Regions from separate parts of the Homo sapiens genome. Here region 1 is linked to region 2. A link is an interaction called in ENCODE POLR2A ChIA-PET data of the cell type or tissue named here. Cell type or tissue: HepG2. All regions are shown on one strand. Region 1 overlaps GTF2IRD1 (GTF2I repeat domain containing 1). Region 2 overlaps CLIP2 (CAP-Gly domain containing linker protein 2).

Region 1 (5,000 bases), 150 kb before region 2:
GAGCCAGGCTGCAAGGAAAAAGCTATAAGGGCTGGGCGTGGTGGCTCACGCCTGTCATCCCAGCATTTTGGGAGGCTGAGGAGGGAGGATCACTTGAGGCCAGGAGTTCGAGACCAGCCTGGCCAACATGATGAAACCCCGTCTCTACTAAAAATACAAAAATTAGCTGGGTGTGGTGGTGCATGCCTGTAATCCCAGCTACTTGGGAGGCTGAGGCAGGAGAATCGCTTGAACCCGGGAGGTGGGTTGCAGTGAGCCGCTGCACTCCAGCCTGGGTAACAGAACGAGAATCCATCTCAAAAAAAAAAAAAAAAAAAAAAAGGTGTAGGGAGGAAGGGAGAGAGACCGAGAGGGGGGAGAGAAAGTAAGAAGAAGAGGAAGTGGAGAGGGAGCAAAAATAGGGGATTGAGAAAAAGATGGGAGAGGCTGGGCGTGGTGGCTCACGCCTGTAATCCCAGCACTTTGGGATTACCGAGGCAGGTGGATCACTTGAGGTCAGGAGTTTGAGACCAGCCTGGCCAACATGGTGAAACCCCGTCTCTACTAAAAATATAAAAATTATCCAGGTGTGGTGGCAGGTGCCTGTAATCCCAGCTACTCAGGAGGCTGAGGCAGGAGAATTGCTTGAACCCAGGAGGGGGAGGTTGTAATGAGCCGAGATCATGCCATTGCACTCCAGCCTGGGCAACAGAGTGAAACTTCATCTCAAAACAACAACAACAACAACAACAACAACAACAACAACAAAGACAGGAGAGAGGAGAAAGAGACAGACTGAGAAGACGCAGGAACAAAGATGGGGGCTCGGGGGCACAGAGGAGGGGAGGCAGGCTGGGGACTGAGGACTGGGCACTGGGATATCTGTTGTCACCTCCATGCTACAGCCCCCACCCTGAGCCAGAAAGAGGCCCATCCTCTCATAGCCTCCTTGAATTCTGCCCAAAGTGGACAAGGGGGGCCAGGGCAAGGCGGGCAGGGGCGCGGGGCCCTGCAGCTGGCAAAAGTGTCGACAGAGGCACAGCCAACCATGCGTGGCAAGTCCCCCATCCCAGGGTGGCCAGTGTGACCACCCAGGGCCTCTGGGTACCCCTCCTTCTGACATAAGAACAGCAGAAGTTTCCTCACAGACCTTTGCTCCATAAAACCAAAGGCTACAGTAGGAGAAGGGATAAAGCCAAATCAGAAATGAATGAGGTGGGACCCTGAGCACCAAAGGGACCTGCCCGATGTTTCCCAGGGCGTGTGAAGACCACCACTGGGGCCCTGAGGCCCTCTGCAACCTGACGCTTCCCAAGGGAGGCCAGGTCTCCTCTTCCTGCAGGAAAGACATGGCTGAGCAATCAGCCTTCACTTAGTCATTCAACAAACATTCTCCAAGCACCTGCTGTTGCTGGGCTCTGAACTGTAGGCTGGAGACAGCTAGAAAGGGCAGACACAGCCCCTGACTCTGGAGAGCTCTTGGGCTGGAGAGGGGACAGGGCACTGTGGGTGCCAAGAGAGGGGCCTAAACCCACTGTGAGGGGGCTTCCAGGAGCAGAGCCTCAGTGCCACGCAGGTGTCTGCCAGACACAGGAGGGGAAAGGCAGTCTCAAAAGATGTAACAGCGCGAAGTCCAGGGCATGTGAAATGCACCAGCGAGTGCTGGAGAACTGGAAGTGGTTCTGTAGAGAGGTCAGTAGGGCCCTGTCACCTAGTGGGAGAAGAAGGTGTGGAGGGGATGAGGATGGGTGTGTGGGCCCCTGTGCCATGCTCAGGGTGATGGGGAGCCCCCGAAGGCTGTGGAGAGAAGAGCTTCATTAATGATCAGACTTGTGCTTTGAGAAGATACCCTTGGTTGCAGGGCAGGTGTAGAGAGCTGGTCTGGAAGCAGGGAGACCGTGGCAAGCCTGGGGCTATTTCTAGGCGAGAGGTGGCAGTGACTTGAGCCAGGGCAGGGACAGTAGGGGTGGAGGTTTGGAAAACGGCTGGAGCAGAACTTCTGTGTCTGGGAATGCAGAGATGAGGAAGGGCTGGGGTAGCCAGTAGCCCCATGCCTTGGGGTCCGGCTTTGCCCAGGGCCCATAGTGGGACAGGAGGGGGCCCCCTCTGCTGGGTGGGGACCGAGGCTCCCACCCTCCCTGGGGCCCCCAAATGGAATGAGGAAGGATCTTACTATAAAGAACATCAAACACCTCCTCTACCATCTTCCGCAGAAGGTACACATCTGAGCCATGTTCCAGGGAGGACCGAGGGAGGCTACGGCCTCCACCCTCGCCCCGCTGCACCTTCTTGGGGTGCTCTGCCTCCGGATCCTTCCACGGGGGCCCTCCTGTGGGACACAGAGCACGCGAGGCCACAGTGAGCACCCGTCTCACCACCCGGCCTTCGAGCTGGGATGTCGCTGCCCTGTGCTGAGCTGCGGAGACTGGCACACAATGTGATACACAAGTGAATGAATGAATGAAGAATTAATGAGTGAGCAAGCCCTATTCCAACCACCCCACTGAGGGCCAGGGCTGGTCATCTCAGAGTTCCCAGGGCTGGGCCTCACCTCTGGTCACCTCTAATTTGCTGTGTGACCTTGGGTTAGTCCCTTCTCTCTCTGAGCCTCAGTCTGTGAATGTTCACGGGAGGCCAGCTATTCCAGCTCAGAACTGAGGTTCGATGAATGTTCCATCTGTGTCTTTCTATTTTTTTTTTTTTTTTTTTTTTTGAGACAGAGTCTCGCTCTGTTGCCCAGGCTGGAGTGCAGTGGCACAAGCTTGGCTCACTACAACCTCCACCTCCAGGGTTCAAGTGATTCTCCTGCCTCAGCCTCCCGAGTAGCTGGGATTATAGGCGCCTGCCACCTTACCCAGCTAATTTTTGTATTTTTAGTAGAGATGGGGTCTCACCATGTTGGCCAGGCTGGTCTCGAACTCCTGACCAAAGTGCTGGGATTACAGGTGTGAGCTACCATGCCCGGCCCCATCCATGCCTTTCTGTGCTCTGACACGAACACTGTCTTGACCAATCTATGCCACCGTTTTCTGCTCTGCCGGAGGGAGAGAAAACCCTCCGGCAGAGGGTTGGGAGGCACCCCCCAACCCCTGCTCCAAGGAGGCCGTGGGTTGCAAACAGCAGGTTCATGCCAGGCTGGGCCAGGGTGGGGACCGGAGAGTGTTGGTGGATCCTTGGGGAATGTTCTAGAAGCTGCATTGGAAAGGAGATGAGAGGAGGGGCCTGCGGCCCCCTCCCAGCTTGGAGCCTATTCTCCTCTGGGATCTGCGGAGCTTGAAATAAACCAGCCGAGTTCCTGGTGCTATAAATAGCGGCTCTGCGTGGCTCTAGAAGGCAGGTGCACCGCCTCAGGCTCTGGGCGGCTGGGGTGCCACACGACCTGCTGCTGTCCATTCTACCCGGCCCAGTCCCCCATCCTGGCCCTGGAGAAGGTCTAGGCTCTGAGGGCTGAGGGGGGTGGGGGGCTGGCTGGGGATGCGGCTGCACCCCAGTAATGCTAGGCCCAGCGCTGGGGGATGCCCTTCCCTGAAACAGCTGATCTTAGGGGTGTGAGGTGAATACTAATAATAGTAACAACAGCTGGTGTCTATTGAGTGTGAACCAAGTGCCAGACACTGCCCTAAGTGCTTGCAAGGTACCAATTCGTTTAACCCTCAGACCCACCCGTCCTCCCCTTTCACAGATGAGTGGGTTGAGGCACAGCAGTTGTGGACCCAGGCGGCCCGTTCTCTTAACCTCATGCTATACCATGGTTCTTTTGAGATGGGGACTCACTGTCACCCAGGCTGGAGTGCAGGGGTGCCATCGTAGCTCACTGTAGTCTTGAACTCCCAGGCTCAAGTGATCCTCCTGCCTCAGCCTCTCAAGCAGCTGGGACTACAGGTGTACACCATCAAGCCTGGTTAATTTTTAAATTTTTTGTAGAGACAGAGGCCTTGCTATGTTGCCCAGCCTGGTCTCCAACTCCTGGGCTCAAGTGATCCTCCCATTTCAGCCTCCCGAAGTGCTAGGACTACAGACATGAGCCACTGCACCTGGCCTAAGATGTTAACCCTGACTATAGCCATGACAGTGCCTGCCCCCTCAGGTTGATGTCAGGGTAGGTGAGTTAGCATCAGAAAAGATGCTATGTACAGCAGGCATTCAATAAATCTTATTGGAACATGGCCAGGCATGGCGGCTCACATCTGTAATCCCAGCACTTTGGGAGGCTGAGGTGGGCGGGTCACCTGAGGTCAGGAGTTCGAGACCAGCCTGGCCAACAAGGTGAAACCCCGTCTCTACTAAAAATACAAAATTAGTTGGGCGTGGTGGTAGGTGCCTGTAATCCCAGCTGCTCGGGAAGCTGAGGCAGGAGAATCACTTGAACCTGGGAGGCAGAGGTTGCAGTGAGCCAAAATTGTGCCACTGCACTCCAGCCTGGGTGACAGGGCAAGACTCTGTCTCATTTAAAGAAAAAAAAAATTGTGTTGGCATAAGTGCATTTGGTCCTTGTGTTCAGGAATACATAGTTAAGAGGAAGAACTGAGCAGCAGCCTTGGCCTTGGTGTCCCCATCTGGAAAAGGCAGATGGAAGTGGCTGGCTCTGGCCTACCCTGGGGTTCACCCAGCCAGTCTCTATCAACTCAGGGGCTGCCTCAATAACACCACATCGGGAATCTCAGACAACCTAGCTTGTTAGGTTCACTCCCCACACACCGCCACCCTGGCTAGACAGGGTTGGGGACCCAGAGATGGGCTAGAGCGCCTGCCCTCGGGAAATGGCGGGCCCGGCCCTCCGGAGCCCTGGGGTACTCACGGCAGAACCTGAGGAAGTCTGACTGTAGCTCCTTCCGGGCATTCAGGAACATTCTCCCCTTCTCTGTGCCCACCACAAAGGCGCTCTCATCGTGCACGGCGACACAGGCCACCTCGGCGTTCAGTTTGGACAGCGCTGAGCACTGTGGGAAGGGCAGGCTGTGTGAGCGGAAGGGCTCCCCATACTCCGAACACCTCTAGTATCCACTTCGGGGGTGGGATGT
Region 2 (5,000 bases):
AGCTCACTGCAGCCTCAACTGCCCGGACTCAAGCGATCCTCCCACCTCAACCTCCCGCGTAGCTGGGACCATAGGCATGCATTACCATACCTGGATAATTTTTCCATTTTGGGTAGAGACAAGGTCTCCCTATGTTGCCCAAGCTGGTCTCGAACTTCTGGGCTTAATCAATCCTCCCGCCTTGGCTTCCCAAAGTGCTTGGATTACAAGCATGTGCCACCATGCCCGCATTTTTAAAAAATATTTTTGTAGAAACACGGTCTTGCTATGTTGCCCAGGCTGGTCTCAAACTCCTGGGCTCAAGCAACCTTCCTGTCTCAGGCTCCCAAAGCACTGGGATTACAGGTGTGAGCCACCATGCCCAGCCAACTGTGTGGATTTGGGGGCCAATATCTGAGATGGGAACCGTAAGGGGGGTGGTGTTAGGGGAGGCCTGGATAGATGTGGTTAGGACATGTTCAATTTGGGCTGTGGTCCTGGGTTGAATAGTGACTTCTTAAATTTCATGCCCACTCAGAACCTCAGAATGTGACCTTAGCCAGGCATGGTGGCTCCCACCTATAATCCCAGAACTTTGAGAGGCTAGGGTGGGAGGATCGCTTGAGCTCAGAAGTTTGAGACCAGCCTGGGCAATATAGTGAGAACCCATCTGTATAAAAATTAAACAAAATAGGCCAGGCATGGTGGCTCACGCCTGTTATCCCAGCAGTCTGGGAGTCTGAGGCGGGCGAATCATGAGGTCAGGAGATTGAGACCATCCTGGCTAACACGGTGAAACCTCGTCTCTACTAAAAATACAAAAAATTAGCCGGGCATGGTGGTGGATGCCTGTAGTCCCAGCAACTTGGGAGGCTGAGGCAGGAGAATGGCATGAACCCGGGAAGGGGAGCTTGCAGTGAGCAGAGATTGCGCCACTGCACTCCAGCCTGGGTGACAGAGCGAGACTCCATCTCAAAAAAAAAAAAATTTTTTTTAAACAAAATAAAGAACAAATGTGACCTTCTTTGGAATAGGGTCTTGCACATGTAGTTAGTTAAAATGAGGTCATACTGGATTAGGACTGGATTAGAGTGGGCCCTAAATCCAGTGACTGCTGTCTTCATAAGATGTTCAAGTAAAGTGCCACACAGGCAAGGCAGCAAAGTGACAGGAGGCAGGGACTGGCCTGATGCAGTTATACAGGCCAAGGAGCATCAGGGGCTGCCGGCAATCCTCCTGGAAGCTAGATTGGAATAGATTCTCCAACACCTTGATTTCAGGCCTTTTTTTTTTTTTTTTTTTTTTTTGAGAAGGAGTCTCACTCTGCTGCCCAGGCTGAAGCGCAGTGGCGCAATCGCGGCTCACTGTAACTGCCGCCTCCCAATTTCAAGTGATTCTCCTGCCTCAGCCTCCGGAGTAGCTGGGATTAGAGGCGCCCGTCACCATGCCCAGCTAATTTTGTATTTTCAGTAGAGACGGTGTTTCACCACGTTGGCCAGGCTGGTCTCAAACTCCTGACCTCAAGTGATCCGCCGCTTTGGCCTCCCAAAGTGTTGGGATTACAGGCGTGAGCCACCACGCCCAGCCTTTATTTTAGACTTCTGGCTTCCAGAACTGCGAAAGCATATGTTTGTGCTGTTTTAAGCCACACATTTGTGGCTGTGCATTATTGCAGCCCCAGGAAATTGATACAGGTGCTTGCTTCTTCCTCAATTGGGTGGAGATGTCAAATGGGCATGGTACAGGGAGCTTGGGGAAGACTGTGGATCTTACAGGGGCTCATTCCAGGGCATGGAGGCCACAGACTGGAAGCTCTCAGGGTGAGTGTGGACAAGGGGTGAACGGACCTGGGACTGAGCCCTTGGATGGGACAATGTTCAGAGATTAGGAAGGAGGAGACGCCAGCAGAGGAGGCTGGGGAGTTGGAATGGGGGCATCTCATTGTGTAGTTGGGGCAGTGTGGACAGGAGGGAAGACCATGAGCCTGATAACCTTCTGGGGGTTTTGCAATAAAGACAGGCAGAGAGGTGGGGTGATAAAGCGGAGGGGGCCAGGAGGTCAAGGAGGGGCTCTGGCTTTTATTTCTGACTTTTAAGATGGGTGGGGGCCAGATGTGATGGCTCATGCATGTAATCCCAGCCCTTTGGGAGGCTGAGGCAGGATTGCTTGAACCTAGGAGTTTGAGACCCACTTGGGCAACATAGCGAGACCCTGCCTGGGCAACATAGTGAGACCCAGCCTCTACAAAAAAAAATACAAAAATTAGCTGGGTGTGGTGGCACACGCCTGTAGTCCTAGCTACTTGGGAGGCTGAGGCAAAGCATCACTTGAGCCCAGGAAGTGGAGGCTTCAGTGAGCCCAGATGGTGCCACTGTACTCCAGCCTGGGCAACAGAGTGAGATCCTGTCTCCAAAAAAGAAAAAAAAGGGTGGGGATGAGGGGATGAGTGGGACTTTGGTCATTTTGCCTTCTGGTTGCCATGAATATGATCACAATTCAGTTTGCTACAATAAAACGTTGCATGGGGAATTCTGCAGCCCTTTGGACTGACTTAGCTGTCACTGTCTGTCCCGCCCCCTGCCTCTCCCAGCCAGGGCCGGCTGGATCCGGGGTGGACCCCTATCCAGAGCCAGCCAGCCCATTGGCTATCCCTGGGACCAATCAGAGCCTCTCTCAATGACAGCTGGTAGGTAGTGGGCGGGGCTGGGAGAAGAGCAGAGCCGAGAAACACAGTGGGAAACAGACAGGAGGAGCCTGACCTCAGACACAGATCGGAAGGAGACCCTGAGTAAGGGGCACATGGATGGGCTTAGCTCCCGATGCTGTTTCTGGCTCCAGTCCCCTGAAATGCCTGCCCTTGGAGGCTGTGACCTTTCCTACAGCCCTTCAGTAAGCCCCCATGGTGACTGCAGCTGGCACAGGGGGGTCTCTGTTCCTGGCAAATACAGGTGCTTTTCCCAGAAGTCCATCCAACCCCTGCAGGAGAGCAACTGCCAATGGAAAAGTCAGCCAGGAGCAACCACATGGCCTGCCCCTTGGCCAAGAGGGAAACTTAATTAGAACATGCTGAGCTGGGCTGAGGCTCTGACGCTGGGTTGTGCCCCAACATCCATTCTTTTTTTTGAGACAGTCACACACACACACACACACACACACACACACACACACACACACACACACACACACACAACAAAAAACAGGCGCAATCATAGCTCACTGCAGCCTCCATCTCCCAGATTCAAGCGATCCTCTAGCCTCAGCCTCCCTGAGTAGCTGGGACCACAGGTGCACATGACCATGCTTGGCTAACTTTTTAAATTTTTTGTAGAGATGGGATCTTGCTACGTTGCCCAGGCTGGTCTTGAACTTCTGGGCTCAAGTGATCCTCTGCCTTGGCTTCCTGAAGTGCTGGGATTATAGGTGTGAGCCACCATACCCAGCTCCCTTGGTCTCTGAGCCTCAGTTTTCCTACCTATAAATTCTGTGACTCAGCAAGCTACTTTCAGCCAAAATTTTACCTGGAATCCAAGATGAACGAAGGGGCACCTTTAGGGCTATTGCCTAAGAAGAAGGGACAGGGGACCTCAGCCACTCTATCCTGGGGCCCAGCCCCCCATCTGCCCTGCCCTGGGTTCGTCCTGCCCACCCCATCCAGCTGCTGACACGGGGAGCACAGCTTCCCTGGGGGGCTCCTGGGGCTGAGCCACTAACACCTCAGACATCAGACCTTTGATCCTTCCCCATTTTCCCCCCCAGCCCCTTCCCCGGGGGGGCCTAGAGGTGCTGCTGGACCTCACAACCATCTGCCCTAGCAAGGGCCAGGCACCGGTGCTAAGTGTGCCCAGGGAAGGGGCCTCTGACTGTTACCTCCAGGTCTCCCTTGGTGATGGACTCCTCCTCCACGCGGAACTGCAGATCCTCCACCTTCCTGCAGGGGAGGGAAAGAGGTGGCTGACCTGGCTTTGCCCAGAGCAACGGGATTCACCGAATGAGCAACAGCAGAGAGAGGCAAGGCCATGAGAATGGCCCAGAATCCAGAGGCGAGGCCATCAAAATGTCCCACAGTCCTGGAAAGCTCTAGACCTCCCAACCTGCTGACCTGCACTCTAGGAAGAACCACCAATAACTCCAGAATGGCAGTGTTTAAGGCAACACCCTTCCTCCCCAGGGTGGTGGGAAATAAAATAAAGGGCAGGGTGGCCCGGGGATGTGAGTGACAACACTGTTTTCTTTCCTTCTTTCTTTCCTTCCTTCCTTCCTTCCTCCCTCCCTTTTTTTTTTTTTTTTGAGACAGAGTCTCGCTCTGTTGCCCAGGCTGGAGTGCATTGGTGTGATCTCGGCTCACTGAGGCCTCTGCCTCCACGGTTCAAGCAATTCTCCTGCCTCAGCTTCCTGAGTAGCTGGGATTACAGGCATACATCACTGGGCATGCAACCTCAATAAAAAATTTTTGTAGTTTTAGTAGAGACAGGGTTTTAACATGTTGGCCAGGCTGGTCTCGAACTCCTGGCCTCAAGTGATCTGCCCACCTCAGCCTCCCAAAGTGCTGGGATTACAGGCGTGAGCCTCCGCGCCCAGCTGACAACACTGTTTTCATCACTGCGGGGAACAGACACTACCACAAGGAACAACCTGTGGGGAGGAAGGAAAGGAGAGAAGGAAAGTGGGCTTCCTTTGCTGTTGATCTTGTTCTCATCACAGGCCTCAAAACTGGGGGTCAGAGACCCAATCCCCACTCCCAGGGCTGCCCCTGGATGTGGAATGCCCAGGCATCAGGGCTACCCTCAGGGAGACACACTCTGTCACACACCTGTCAAGACAGCGCAGGGGAGAGACACAGGCCCACCCCACCTTACAGCCACACATAGGAACTCAAGGCTGGGCCAGTTGCAGTGGCTCACGCCCGTAATCCCAACACTTTGGGAGGCCAAGGTGGGCGGATCACCTGAGGTCGGGAGTTTGAGACCAGCCTGACCAACATGGAGAAACTGTCTCTACTAAAAATACAAAATTAGCGGGGC

Evidence for each region. ChIA-PET counts read pairs that join two places held together with the same protein. Peaks named below come from ENCODE experiments on the same cell type or tissue, not always from the same donor. Only the 100,000 strongest peaks of a DNase experiment are listed, where the experiment ranks them.
Region 1: POLR2A ChIA-PET joins it to region 2 with 5 read pairs; 2 of 35 experiments call an interaction of 5 or more read pairs at or near these places.

What each region holds. Positions count from the first base shown.
Region 1 is chr7:74,512,749-74,517,748 of GRCh38, reverse strand. GTF2IRD1 (GTF2I repeat domain containing 1) reads right to left here. Exons shown (of 27, transcript NM_005685.4): 3 at 4,778-4,919; 4 at 2,153-2,308. Among named protein-coding and RNA genes, the nearest start is that of WBSCR23, 17 kb to the left of the region's middle. In HepG2, no CTCF peak of the experiment used is centred here; no DNase peak of the experiment used is centred here.
Region 2 is chr7:74,363,162-74,368,161 of GRCh38, reverse strand. CLIP2 (CAP-Gly domain containing linker protein 2) reads right to left here. Exons shown (of 17, transcript NM_003388.5): 8 at 3,847-3,907. Among named protein-coding and RNA genes, the nearest start is that of CLIP2, 76 kb to the right of the region's middle. RefSeq lists enhancers at 2,458-3,327, 3,328-4,199. In HepG2, a CTCF peak has its summit at 3,926; a DNase peak (open chromatin) is centred at 2,621.